3 separate regions of the Homo sapiens genome follow, and regions 1 and 3 are each linked to region 2. Evidence: chromatin contacts called from ENCODE Hi-C or POLR2A ChIA-PET data. All regions are on one chromosome and are shown on one strand. Each heading gives the region's core, a stretch centred on a gene start or an enhancer-like site at or near the end of the contact. The rest is flanking DNA. Distances are from core to core; before and after follow the strand shown.

The links. A loop is a pair of places that touch in the nucleus more often than their neighbours do. ChIA-PET counts read pairs that join two places held with the same protein, here RNA polymerase II (POLR2A). Pooled maps may share reads with other maps.
Region 1: a pooled map shows a loop between it and region 2 (2.6-fold over the local background). The contact joins the promoter of CA11 here to the promoter of FUT2 in region 2. A Hi-C loop is called at or near these places in 5 of 168 maps with a recorded cell type or tissue (Caco-2, HepG2, endothelial cell of umbilical vein and 2 more) and 1 of 50 pooled maps. POLR2A ChIA-PET finds 5 or more read pairs at or near these places in 15 of 52 experiments (A549, AG04450, CD8-positive, alpha-beta memory T cell and 10 more).
Region 3: a map of Caco-2 shows a loop between it and region 2 (8-fold over the local background). The contact joins the promoter of RASIP1 here to the promoter of FUT2 in region 2. A Hi-C loop is called at or near these places in 2 of 168 maps with a recorded cell type or tissue (Caco-2 and naive thymus-derived CD4-positive, alpha-beta T cell). POLR2A ChIA-PET finds 5 or more read pairs at or near these places in 16 of 52 experiments (A673, AG04450, B cell and 11 more).

Annotation. Positions count from the first base shown.
Region 1 is chr19:48,644,877-48,649,713 of GRCh38, reverse strand. It overlaps CA11 (carbonic anhydrase 11), which reads left to right and starts at 3,527. Exons shown (of 9, transcript NM_001217.5): 1 at 3,527-4,148; 2 at 4,237-4,311. The coding sequence starts at 4,082. It also overlaps the pseudogene SEC1P. RefSeq lists silencers at 2,909-3,318, 3,349-3,538 and enhancers at 3,496-4,196, 4,197-4,837.
Region 2 is chr19:48,693,280-48,697,454 of GRCh38, reverse strand. FUT2 (fucosyltransferase 2 (H blood group)) reads right to left here and starts at 1,484. Exons shown (of 2, transcript NM_000511.6): 1 at 1,366-1,484. RefSeq lists enhancers at 522-1,085, 1,650-2,213.
Region 3 is chr19:48,737,679-48,742,291 of GRCh38, reverse strand. It overlaps RASIP1 (Ras interacting protein 1), which reads left to right and starts at 1,682. Exons shown (of 12, transcript NM_017805.3): 1 at 1,682-1,771; 2 at 2,006-2,146; 3 at 2,647-3,332. The coding sequence starts at 2,010. It overlaps IZUMO1 (izumo sperm-oocyte fusion 1), which reads left to right. Exons shown (of 10, transcript NM_182575.3): 7 at 1-83; 8 at 350-503; 9 at 814-991; 10 at 1,264-1,440. The coding sequence ends at 1,384. RefSeq lists a cis regulatory region at 404-1,829, an enhancer at 2,890-3,429 and a silencer at 2,947-3,466.

The DNA.
Region 1 (4,837 bases), core at 2,278-4,777, 50 kb after region 2:
AAGGATCCAGAACCACCCAATGAAGCCATTCCCACATTCCTGGCCCTCAGGAACTGTGAACACAATAAATGTTTGTTGTTTTAAGCCACTGAGTTTTAGGGTAATTTGTCACACAACAACAGATTTTTTTGTCGTTGTTTTGTTTTGTTTTGTCGTTGTTTTTGAGACAGTCTCACTCTTTGCCCAGGCTGGAGGGCACTGGTGTGATCTCGGCTCACTGCAACCTCCACTTCCTGAGTTCAAGTGATTCTCATGCCTCATCCTCCCGAGCAGCTGGGACTAGAGGCATGCGTCACCACACCCGGCTAATTTTTGTTTTTGTTTTTTTTTTTTTTTTGAGACAGAGTCTCACTCTGTCGCCCAGGCTGGAGTGCAGTGGCGCAATCTCGGCGTGTGCCACCATGCCCAGCTAATTTTTGTATTTTTAGCAGAGACACGGTTTCACCATGCTGGTGAGGCCAGTCTCGAAATCCTGACCTTGTGATCCGCCCGCCTTGGCCTCCCAAAGTGCTGGGATTACAGGCGTGAGCCACTGCGCCCAGCCTAATTTTTGTATTTTTGGTAAAGACGGGGTTTCACCACGTTGGTCAGGCTGGTCTCAAACTCCTGACCTCAAGTGATCTGCCTTCCTCGGCCTCCCAAAGTGCTGGAATTACAGGCGTGAGCTGCCGTTCCCCAACTATTTTTTTCTTTTTCTTTTTTCTTTTTTTTTTTTTTTTTTGAGACGGAGTCTCGCTCTGTCGCCCAGGCTGGAGTGCAGTGGCGTGATCTCAGCTCACTGCAAGCTCCACCTCCCGGGTTCACGCCATTCTCCTGCCTCAGCCTCCCGAGGAGCTGGGACTACAGGCGCCCGCCACCGCGCCCGGCTAATTTTTTGTATTTTTAGTAGAGATGGGGTTTCACCGTGGTCTCAATCTCCTGACCTCGTGATCCGCCCGCTTCAGCTTCCCAAAGTGCTAGGATTACAGGTGTGAGCCACTGTGCCCGGCCTGTTTTTTTCTTTTTCATAAAAAATAGAGACGAGGTCTTACTATGTTGCCCAGGCTGGTCTCAAACTCTTGATCTCAAGTGATCCTCCCTCCTCAGCCTCCCAAAGTGCTGGGATTACAGGCATGAACCACCAAGCCCCGCCAGCAATAAATTATTAGTATGTACCTTTCCTTCTTGTGTTTTTTCTTCGTGTCTCTCTCCACCCCTGACTCTCTGGGTTTCTTTCTGGGTGTCTCTCTCCATCTCTAGGTCTTTGAATGTCCATCCCAATTTGCTATCTCTGAATACCTCTGTCTTTCTGATTCCTTTGTAGTCTCTCCCATCATGTCAGTTGGTCTGCTTCTGGTCCTCTCTCCCTCTATCTGGGTCTCTCTATCTCTGTCCATCTGTTCCTCTCTGTTGATGTCTCTTTCTCTGCACGAGTGTCTCTATTTATAGATGTGTGTGTGCCTGTTCCCAGGTCTCTGTCTCTAGCTCTGTGTGTGTGTTTCTTTCTTTCTTTCTTTTTTTTTTTTTTTTTGAGATGGAGTCTCACTCTGTTGCCCAGGCTGGAGTGCACTGTTGGGATCTCGGCTCACTGTAGCCTCCACCTACCCGGTTCAAGCGATTCTCCTGTCTCAGCCTCCTGAGTAGCCGGGATTATAGGTGTGTGCCACCACGCTCAGCTAGTTTTTGTATTTTTTAGTAGAAACGGGGTTGCACCATTTTGGTCAGGCTGGTCTTGAACTCCTGACCTCAGGTGATCCACCCACCTCGACCACCCTAAGTGCTGGGATTACAGGCGTGAGCCACCATGCCTGGCTAAGTTTTTATGTATTTAGTAGAGATGGCATTTGGCCATGTTGGCCGGGCTGGTCTCAGTCTCCTGGCCTCAAGTGATCCATCCACCTTGACCTCCCAGAGTTCTGGGATTACAGGTGTGAGCCACCATGCTCAGTCTGTGTGTGTGTTTCTATGTCTCTCCCTCTCTGTGTCTCTCTCCACCTGTACTGATGTATGTGTGTCTCTTTCTATGTCTCTCTGTCTCGTTAATGTTTGGTGTCAGGCTGGACAAGGTGGCTCACACCTGTAATCCCAGCACTTTGGGAGGCCAAGGCAGGAGGATCCCTTGAGCCCAGGGGTTCCGGACCAGCCTGGGCATCATAGCAAGACTACATCTCTACAAAAAATAATTTTTAAAAATTAGCCTGGCATGGTGGCATGTGCCTGTAGTCCCAACTATTTGGGAGGCTGAGGTGGAAGGAGTGTTTAAGCCCAGGAGGTCGAGGCTGGATCAAGCCATGATCGCACCACTGCTCTCCAGCCTGGGTGACATTGCAAGGCTTGTCTCAAAAAAGAAAATAAAAGAAGACAATGAGCAGTTTCACTACCATTAGACGGGGTGAAAAATAATAAATAACAACAACAACAGTAATATGTGGTCTCTCTGAGGCTGGGTATGGTTGTTCATGCCTGTAATCTCAATGCTTTGGGAGGCCAAGGTGGGAGGATCCCTTGAGGACAGGAGTTTGAGACTAGCCTGAGCAACATAGCATGACCCCATCTCTTCTCCCCAAATACAAAAATGTGGTGTCTCTCTCTGTCTTTGGATCGCTCTTTCTCTCTTTTTGTCTCTCCCCACCCCATCTGCTGCTTGGTCTCTGAGTTTCTGTCTATCTCTAAGTGTGTGTCTCTATGTCTCCATGTCTGTCTCGCTGCGTCTCTGTATCTCCTTTTCTGCCTCTATCTGTATCTCTCTCATTCATTCCTTCCTCTCTCCCTCCCCCTCCTCCTCTCCCTCCTCCCCCTCCTCTCCCTCCCCCTCCTCTCCCTCCTCCCCCTCCTCCTTCACCTCCTCCCCCTCCTCCTCACTCCTGCCTGGCGGTTTGTTCTTGCCTCTCTAACCTTCTGTCCCTCCGCCCTTCCTCTCCGTATCCATCTCAGGCTCCCTTCCCCTCCCCAGCCTACGCAGATGTGGGTCCTCACCTCCCGCTCTCCGCCTCTGCCCTCCCGGCTCCTCCTCCCCGCCCCTCTCTCCCTCGCCAGGTCTCTGCCTCCCCCTCCAGGCGAGCAGCCCTCACTGCACTTCAGGCTCCTAGGGGATCCCCCGGCCCCGTTAAGGCAGCCCCAGGCAGAGACCCAGTGGAGCCCTGGGGCGGGGAAGGGGGGCTGCGGGCGCTGGGGCGGCTCCAACCTGGGTCCCAGCGAGCAGGGGGACCCTGCATCCGCCAAGGCCGGCGGCCCCCAGCATGGAGACTTCCGAAGCCACTCCCAGCTCCACCTTAAGCGCCCCCCCTTCCCCTTGCTGCGGAGGATGGAAACAGCCTGCTCCCGGCCCCAGGTGTCCCGGCCACCCCCGCCCGCGTGGCCCCAGCGCGGCTGGGAGCCGAGGACCAGCCCCCTACCTCCTTCCGAATCCTGCCCTTTCGCACATCCCACCCCAAGCCAACCCGAGGAGTGTTTGCCGCTATGAGATCACCTGCTCCCCCAGCCCAACAACAAAATTAAATAACACCACGGGAGAGGAGAGAGGGAGGGGGAGGAGGGAGGAAGGGACAAGAGAGAAGAGAGACTGAAACAGGGAGAAGAGGCAGGAGAGGAGGAGGTGGGGAGAGCACGAAGCTGGAGGCCGACACTGAGGGAGGGCGGGAGGAGGTGAAGAAGGAGAGAGGGGAGAAGAGGCAGGAGCTGGAAAGGAGAGAGGGAGGAGGAGGAGGAGATGCGGGATGGAGACCTGGAGTTAGGTGGCTTGGGAGAGCTTAATGAAAAGAGAACGGAGAGGAGGTGTGGGTTAGGAACCAAGAGGTAGCCCTGGGGGCAGCAGAAGGCTGAGAGGAGTAGGAAGATCAGGAGCTAGAGGGAGACTGGAGGGTTCCGGGAAAAGAGCAGAGGAAAGAGGAAAGACACAGAGAGACGGGAGAGAGAAGAAGAGTGGGTTTGAAGGGCGGATCTCAGTCCCTGGCTGCTTTGGCATTTGGGGAACTGGGACTCCCTGTGGGGAGGAGAGGAAAGCTGGAAGTCCTGGAGGGACAGGGTCCCAGAAGGAGGGGACAGAGGAGCTGAGAGAGGGGGGCAGGGCGTTGGGCAGGGGTCCCTCGGAGGCCTCCTGGGGATGGGGGCTGCAGCTCGTCTGAGCGCCCCTCGAGCGCTGGTACTCTGGGCTGCACTGGGGGCAGCAGGTAAGACCTGGGGTTCCCGGGAGGAGCCCCCGAGGGAGGGTGGAGGTGGGGATGCCAAGGAGAGGGATTCAGGCTGCTCTCTTCCCAGCTCACATCGGACCAGCACCTGACCCCGAGGACTGGTGGAGCTACAAGGATAATCTCCAGGGAAACTTCGTGCCAGGTGCCGCCAAGGCGGGGACCCAGGAGTCCGGCCCTCCCGGCGCCTCCTTCTTCAGACTCAGGAACCTGGGTTCCCAGCTCCCTCCTCCCCCCCAGGACCAGGAGTCCCAGCCCCCTCCTCTGTCCCTCAGGAGTCGGGCCAGCTTCTGAACCCCAGGGGCTCACCATGGGACATTATACATGCGCATTTCAAGTAGTGAGTGGGAGTGAGTGGAAGGAAAGTGTGGGGGTGGAGATTATGTGTGTGTTTGCCGGGAGAGGAAGGTCCTGGCTCCTGCTAGGAACCAGAGGCTGGGTGGCCCCGTCCCCCACCTTGTCCAGCCTTCTCTTGCAGCTCCTCTCCCCAACACATTAATAATAATCCAGCTGTGGGATAAGAGCGATTAAAAAAAAGAACTACAACTCCCACGGGGCTCTGGGGCAGGTAGGCAGCAGAGGGGTAGGCTGGTAGCACTGGGGCCTGCTGGGAGTTGTAGTTCCATCTACAGTGGCTTAAGATGGGTTTGATCGGCTGGGCGCGGTGGCTC
Region 2 (4,175 bases), core at 235-2,734:
AGGAGGTCCTCTGTTCTCCTTCCTCAGCCTCCCAAAGTGCTGGGATTACAGGCATGAGACACCACACCTGGTCTATCTTACTGAGATTTTTTTTTTTTTTTTTTTTTTTGAGACGGAGTTTTGCTCTTGTTCCCCAGGCTGGAGTGCAATGGCACAATCTCGGCTCACCACAACCTCCGCCTCCCGGGTTCAAACGATTCTCCTGCCTCAGCCTCCCGAGTAGCTGGGATTACAGGCATGCACCACCACGCCTGGCTAATTTTGTATTTTTAGTAGAGACGGGGTTTCTCCATGTTGGCCAGACTGGTCTCGAACTCCTGACCTCAAGTGATCCGCCTGTCTCGGCCTCCCAAAGTGCTGGGATTACAGGCGTCAGCCACCACGTCCAGCCCCGTCCACGTCTTTCTATTGCGGCCCGGCTTCCTCCTCTCCCCTCTGTCCCCTACACCCAGCGCCGGCCCTGCCCCTTCCCAGCTCGCAGCCCCTTCAGGGCTCCCTATGCCTCTTAAGACACAATCCCAGTCTCTCGCCGGCCCCGCACACCCCTCCGGCTTTGTCACCAGCTGTTCCCGTGAAATAACCCAGCTCTCCGCTCACCCGGGGCCCCGTCCTGTCCCCCAGCTCTGAAAGCCTTTCTCTACCCCAACCGCCCCGTGCCCCGGGCAGCTCAGCACATCCGGCTCAGTCGCACCCCACTGCCTCGAGCTCGCTGTCTTCCTGCACCTCCCCGGGATTCCCGGATTCCCGGCATTATCACTTCCACCCTGGGGAGGAGAAGGGAGCTTCAGACAATAACGTAGGGCCATCACTTGGAAACCCCACCTTTATTCTCCGACCCAGAACAGAAGCGGTGATTCAGAGCGGGATTAGGGAGTGCAGGAGGGACGGAGCCGCCCTCCCTGGGCGACGGCAGGGCTCGGAGGTGAGACCAGCAGTTTGGGTTCCATGAAGCCTCTGAGGAGCCCCAGGGTGGAGGCAGGAAAGTCGGGTCACCACCAGCTGTGCGCGAGCCATCTGCACCATTACTGCCAGGGTGGTTCATAGAAACTGCTGAGGGGAAGGAGACAAGGAAGGACCTGGTGGCCCGGGGTGGAGAAGGGGAGGGAGCTGGTGGTTGGAGCTCTAGAAACAGATCCACCTGGAAGGAAGTGGGGAGGGAGCTAAGGAGGGCGGCTGGCTGGGGAGGGGGGTCCTGGCTGCCGAGGGAGGGACCCTCCTCTCCTGGAGGTCCTGAGTTGGGGGTGCCTCCCAGAGGGCACCAGGGACCCACGAGGGCACACAGGTCCACGTCCCAAATCCCTGCTCTCCGCCTGGGCGTGTGTGCAGAGGTGTGCGTGTTGTAGGGTGGGAGAGGAGCCCCCTCACCTTCTCTCACCTGGTCCTGCTGAAGGAAACCGGGACAGAGTGGTTGGGCAGGCACCTCAGTGTTCCCTCTGGGTCTCTCTTCACTCAGGGCCAAAGAAACCCTTCCAGCATCGGTGACTGGCAAACCCCGCCCAGGAGCTACAGGGCTTTCCAGAGCAGGTGTGGCTGGGCTGCGGGAGGGAGGTGAGCCCGTAGCCCCTCCTCCCTCCCCATTGCCGGCCACAAAGTCCATCTTGTTATCTACCCTTAGCTCCTCCACCTGCACCAGGCACCCCAAGCCTGGCCATAAGGGTGGGGGAGAGAGGCAGGACAAGGTCGCATCCCCCATCCGGGTCCCCGAGGGTCTTCCTTGGGGAACTGTTGTGATGCCCCAACAGAAAGGGGCCCCCACTCTGCTCCGCTCCTCCAGGCAGCCAGGAAGGCCTCCAGGAAGGCAGCATGGAGGCGGGGGACAGAGTCCTGCTAGGCCAGGCTCTCGCTGACTCTGAGTCCCCTCAGAGTCTTATATTTATTTATTAATTAATTATTAGTAGTATTACTTTTTGAGAGAGTTTTGCTCTTGTTGCCCAGGCTGGAGTGCAATGGCGTGATCTCAGCTCACTGCAACCGCCGCCTCACAAGTTCAAGGGATTCTCCTGCCTCAGCTTCCCAAAGTGCTGGGATTACAGACGTGAGCCACCTCGCCCTGCCTATTTCAAAAAAATTTTTAAATACAAATGGGCCCGGTGTGGTGACTCACACCTGTAATTCTAGCACTTTGGGAGGCCGAGGCAGGCGGATCAACTGAGGTCAGGAGTCAGAGACCAGCCTGGCCAACAAGGTGAAACCCCGTCCTTATAAGAATACAGAAATTAGCCATGGCCCAGCACAGTGGCTCATGCCTGTAATCCCAGCACTTTGGGAGGCCGAGGCAGGTGGATCACCTGAGGTCAGGAGTTTGAGACCAGTCTGGCCAACATGGTGAAACCCTGTCTCTACTAAAAATGCAAAAATCAGTGGGGCGTGGTGGCATGCACCTGTAATCCCAGCTACTTGGGAGGCTGAGGCAGGAGAATCGCTTGAACTTGGGAGGCGGAGGTTGCAGTAAACTGAGATTACACCATTGCACTCCAGCCTGGGAAACAAGAGCAAAACTCTGTCTCAAAAAAAAAAAAGATGGATGAGGAATTTTACTGAGAGAAGAGGCAGGCACCACCAGAGCTCCCAGCAGTCCTAACAGGAGGAAAGAGAAACCAGCAGCCACTCCCCAGCTTCAGCTAAGCAGCAGGAGGCTACCTACCAGCTACGGAGCTCCCTTCAAACAAACAAACAAAAAAATCAGATCAAGCTTCCCACTCTAACCACCAGTTTGCAGAAAACAGGAGGACAAAGTTCCCAGTGAAACGACACCATGAGGCAGCAATCAGCCCAGTCCAGAATGTGAGCCCGTCCACAGGACAAACGACCTGTTTCCCTGTGATTCAGCGACAAGGAAAAAAGAAACAGGGTGGGGCGGGGAAGTGGGGAGGTGAGCTGTCATAAAATATGCAAAACAGGCCAGGTGTGGTGGCTCACGCCTGTAATCCCAGCACTTTGGGAGGCTGAGTCGGGCGGATCACGAGGTCAGGAGATTGAGACCATCCTGGCTAATACAGTGAAACCCCGTCTCTACTAAAAATATATATAAAAAAAAAATTAGCCGGGCGTGGTGGTGGGTGCCTGTAGTCCCAGCTACTTGGGAGGCTGAGGCAGGAGAATGGCGTGAACCCCGGGGGCGGAGCTTGCAGTGAGCCGAGGTCACACCACTGCACTCCAGCCTGGGCGACAGAGCAAGACTCCCTCTCAAAAAAAAAAAAAAAAAAAAAACGCAAAACAGATTTGGGGCTCAGAGGCTTAGACTTTCCAACTCCATGAATGTCCCACAGATGTTCCAAAGTCATGGGAATGACCTGGGCGCAGTGGCTCATGCCTGCAATCCCAGCACTTTGGGAGGCCGAGGCAGGAGGATCACCTGAGGTCAGGAGTTTGAGACCAGCCTAGCCAACATTTTTTTTTAGTGAAACTCCATCTCTACTAAAAATACAAAATTAGCTGGGCATGGTGGTGCACGCCTGTAATCCCAGCTACTCAGGAGGCTAGGGGAGGAGAATTCCTTGAACCTGGGAGGCAGAGGTTGCAGTGAGCCGAGATGGTACCACTGCACTCCAGCCTGGGTGACAGAGCAAGACTCTGTCTCAAAAATAAAACAAAGTCCTGAGAATGCAGGACAAACCTTCATTGCGTAACTTTTATTGTCGCTGACCCCAGCCGCGTAAACGCTGTGGTAGCATCCTAGGACCTCCACTGTGACAACTAAAAACAACCCCCACAGATTCCCATAACTCCCCCAGGGGGACAGCACTCCGGAATTCAGGACTGTTGCCCTAAACCCTCTGTTTTCCATTTCAGCTTTCCCTTACTGGTGCACGCCCCCATGCTTGGCCACCACGGCCAATTTCAAGCTACCAATAAGAGATCATTGAACATGGAATTGGAAAGAAACGCACAGTAATACATTGTTCTATAGTAAGTCTTCTTACTATGGTAAACACTTACCAGCCAGTTCTCTGGAGAAAAAAACACACTGTATGTTAGTATCTGCCAATCTGTGTGCCAATCAATGTATGTGCTCACTGCAACCTCCGCCTCCTGGGCTCAAATGAGTCTCCTGCCTTGGCCTCCTGAGTAGCTGGGACTACAGGTGCCCGTCACCACACTCAGTTAATTTTGTGTTTTTTTGTAGAGATGGGGTCTCACTATGTTACCCAGGCTGGCCTCGAACTCCTGAGCTC
Region 3 (4,613 bases), core at 433-2,932, 45 kb before region 2:
CTCAAATGGAAGACATGATCCTGGACTGTGAGTTAAACTGGCATCAGGCTTCGGAAGGCCTCACTGATTACAGCTTTTACAGGGTGAGGGCCTCAACTTCTGTAACCCTTGAACTCCCTAGACTACAATACTTGTGTTCTGGATCTATGGGCCTGCACCCACGATTCTCATGACCCAGGAGGGTGGTCTATTAGGTGTGGTCTCTACAGACCTCTGGGGACCCCGTGCCCTGACCAGTGACACCCTGGACACTCACCTCCCACACTGAGGCCCTGTGATCTTCTCACCCCTGTACTCCCCCAACCCCTGAATTCCTCAGGCCTCAGTGACCCCTTGAGCTTGGGTCTAGGTTTGGGGGAACAATACGGAGACCTTGGTGTCCAAGGGGAAAGAGGCCACCCTGACCAAGCCCATGGTGGGTCCAGAGGATGCAGGCAGCTACCGCTGCGAGCTGGGCTCTGTGAATTCCAGCCCAGCCACGATCATCAATTTTCACGTCACAGGTCAGTGCTGTGGGGCTGAGAGAAGTGTAGGATTCAGGGCCCAGGAAAGCTGGGGTCCGCGGCGGGGGCGTGGCCTTGGCGATGGGGGCGTGACTTCCTGTTGGGTGTGGTTTCGGGGCACGGGGTGTGGCTTCCTGCCGGGGGCGTGGCCTCTGGCCCCGAGGACAGGGGTTCCCTTGGGTGTGTTCAGGCTTGACACTGTTGAAGGCGTGATTATCTCTGGGATGGCCGGCTACTGGGACGGGCTTGTCTTTGCCAGGGCAGGAACTCCACGCCCTGCCAGGACTGCTCTTTACGCTTTCTCTAACAGTGTTGCCCAAAATGATCAAGGAGGAAAAACCTTCTCCAAATATCGTAACCCCGGGGGAGGCGACCACGGAGTCGTCCATAAGCCTCCAGCCTCTGCAGCCCGAGAAAATGCTGGCAAGCCGCCTTCTGGGGCTGCTGATCTGCGGCTCCCTAGCACTGATAACCGGCCTTACCTTTGCGTAAGCAACCCATTGAAGAAGACAGGCTTGGCTTGGAGTAAGGGGCGGGGCTTCCAGGAACCCAACACAGAAGCTGGTCTGGGGGCTACTGAGGCCTGAGAGCAGGACTTTCCTGGGGATGGAGTGCGGGGGGCTTGAATAGGAGGACTTCGAAGGGCGAGGCTTAGGTAATTGCTAGAATAAGGTCACAAAGGGGGAGGTTGGGAGGGGTGTCCCCCACACAATTAGTACCCAAACCGGTTCCATGATCTGCACCCCACTCCCACCCCTAGGATATTTCGTCGAAGGAAGGTGATCGATTTCATCAAATCCTCACTGTTTGGCCTTGGCAGTGGAGCGGCCGAGCAAACCCAGGTCCCAAAAGAAAAGGCCACAGATTCGAGGCAACAATAAAGATTTATCTTGTTGTCTAAGCATCTGACTCACTCCCCGGGACGGGACTGATTCTAGCCTTTGGTTCCCCGAGAGGAGAGGTCTGGGGATGGGCTCCGGCCTGAGGGAGGAAGGGCAGAAAACCGGGACCCTTGGGTCCTGGAGGGGACCAACTGACTGCGATGTAATTCCAGAATCAAGGAATGGGGCAGGGCCAACCCTACCCAGATCTCCTCCCCCAGGCCTGGTCTCCTCACAGGACGCCCCCTCCCCGCTCTTCCTGCCGGGTTTCCTCTTGCCTTTTCCTGTCCCCCACCCAGTGCTGGGAGCCGTGGCAGAGGCAAGAGCAGTGGAACTGACCCAGGCCAGTGGAGCCAGGGCCTCCGGGTGTGCCGGACCCGAAGCAGGGTAAGAGCCAGGGACCCAGCAGCCCAAACCCCTCCTCCCTGGGCCCCAAGACTCAGTCCCCCAGCCATCTTCCATCCCAGGACCCAGGAATCCAGGGTACCATCCCTCTCCTCCCCCTGGACTCGCAAGTCTGAGCCCCAGCCCCCTCCTCCCTCTGACTCGGAGTCCAGGTTCCCTCCACCCCATCCCCACAAGAATGCCTTAGGAGTTGGGGCCTTACCCGCCTTCCCTTAGGGCCATGCTGTCTGGTGAACGGAAGGAGGGCGGAAGCCCCCGCTTCGGGAAGCTTCATCTCCCCGTGGGCCTGTGGATCAATTCCCCCAGGAAGCAGCTGGCGAAGCTGGGGCGGCGCTGGCCCAGCGCAGCCTCTGTCAAGTGAGTGCCATCTCTGCAGGACTCCTGCCCCTGCACACCTGCTTCCCATCTGTCCCTGTTCACTGCCCAGTCCCTGCAAAGTGTTGGCTCCGGTCCTCATCCTGAATTGGGCAAACGAGCTGGTGGGCAGGGGGAGACGGTGGGGCACAGTGATACCAGGGCGCGGTGGGAGTAAGAGCTAGGCTAGGAGGTGGAGTGAGGCCGGATGGGCACGGGGACGGGGACAGAAGGAGCAGGGGGATTGATTCACCTTCCTTCCTCCCCTCCCTGCTCACCTCTTGGAATTTCCTACTGTGGGACTTGCCTTTATTTATTTATTTTTTCTCTCTCTCTTTGCCTCGCGTCTGTCCCCACCCTCACCCCCGCCCCGTCCATCCACCCTGGGTCCCTGTCCTCCCTCTGGGTCTCTGCCCACTTCCCTCCTAATATGCCCCCACCCCCGTCTTGGCGTGTCGTCCTGGGTCTCTCTCCCGCGACTCTGTTCCCCGGCGGACTCCCAGGTCTTCTTCGTCGGACACGGGGAGCCGCAGCAGCGAGCCGCTACCTCCGCCCCCGCCGCACGTGGAGCTGCGGCGAGTGGGCGCTGTCAAGGCGGCCGGGGGAGCCTCCGGTAGCCGCGCCAAGCGCATCTCCCAGCTCTTCCGGGGCTCGGGGACCGGGACCACGGGGTCCAGCGGCGCAGGAGGCCCTGGGACCCCGGGGGGCGCGCAGCGCTGGGCCAGCGAGAAGAAGCTGCCGGAGCTGGCGGCGGGCGTGGCCCCCGAGCCCCCGCTGGCTACCCGCGCCACGGCGCCTCCGGGGGTCCTCAAGATCTTCGGCGCCGGACTGGCATCGGGCGCCAACTACAAGAGCGTGCTGGCCACGGCGCGCTCCACGGCGCGCGAGCTCGTGGCCGAGGCGCTAGAGCGCTACGGCCTAGCAGGCAGCCCCGGCGGTGGCCCCGGCGAGAGCAGCTGCGTGGACGCCTTCGCTTTGTGCGACGCTCTGGGCCGGCCCGCGGCGGCGGGCGTGGGAAGCGGCGAGTGGCGGGCGGAGCACCTGCGCGTGCTGGGCGACTCCGAGCGCCCGCTGCTGGTGCAGGAGCTGTGGCGGGCGCGGCCCGGCTGGGCGCGGCGCTTCGAGTTGCGCGGCCGCGAGGAGGCGCGGCGCCTGGAGCAGGAGGCCTTCGGGGCCGCGGACAGCGAAGGTGAGCGGCGGGCGGGGCTCTGGGGCGGGGACTCGGTGCCAGAGAGGCGGGGTCCGTGGGGCGGGGCCTGGGCGGGGCTTGTGGGACTCGCGGGCTGGCTGGGGGCGGGGCCCGCGGGAGGGGACTGGGAGGGGACTGGACGGTGCGTGTTGGACTCTAGGCAGAGCTAGAGCAGGGCCGGGGGCGGCCAGATGGGCGGGCCTGAGAGTTGGGTGGGGCTTGTTGATTGAGCAGGAGTTTTACAGGGGCCAAGCTTGGGGCTTAGGCGGGACGGGGGCTGGTTGCTGGTGGTGGCTTGGAGTGGCCTGAAGTGGCTCCGAATTGGGGTTAGGGCCTTCTGCAGGCATTTCAGACTGCCTTGGAGGAGGTGGGGTGTGTAGCGGGGTCTGCGGAGTAGTAGATCCTGAGGAGCGTTTGTGGAGTCCAGTGGAATGGGCAGGAGTCCGCAGGGGCCTAAGGGATTCGCCCTGTGTGGTAGGTTAGAGGACACTAGCAATTTGCTGATCTTTGAAAGTTCCTTTCTCTAACCAATCCCCACTTTCTGGTAAGGTTTCTGCGAGGTCTGTTAGGTGTACATCCTGCAGCTTAATGGCTTAAACTGTACTCTCCTTTGATGTGGTCTCTTGGGGCCAATTAGGAGAAAGAGAAATCAATAGTGCAACTGTTTTGATACTGAATATTGACAAGGGTCTTTTTGAATTAAAGAACTAGTCCTGGCCGGGCGTGGTGGCTCACGCCTGTAATCCCAGCACTTTGAGAGGCTGAGGCGGGCGGATCACCTGAGGTTGGGAGTTCGAGACCAGTCTGGCCAACATGGTGAAATCCTGTCTCTTCTAAAAATACAAAAATTAGCCGAGCGTGGTGACGCATGCCTGTAATCCCAGCTACTCGGGAGGCCGAGACATGAGAATAATTTGAACCCAGGAGGCAGAGGCTGCAGTGAGCCAAGATCGCGCCACTGAACTCCAGCCTGGGGGACAGAGCGAGACTTCGTCTCGAAAAAACAAACAAACAAACAAACAAAAAACTGTCCTCCAGAAAAAGAAAAAGGAATTGGAGACCTAGGAGCCGGAAGAGTAAGCACGGACAATGTTCTTGGGAGCGATGCAGAGCAGATGGGCGGGGCATGTTGTGGGGCGGGGCCTGTGGTGGGGCGGGGCTTGTGGAAAAGCGTGGTCTGGGGCAAAAACTGTTGGGTCCCGCGAGGAGTGGTGGCATGTGGTGAGCATGGGTCTCTGTGGTAGGAGGCAGCTCTGCCAAGTAGGTTGAGGTGGCTACTGA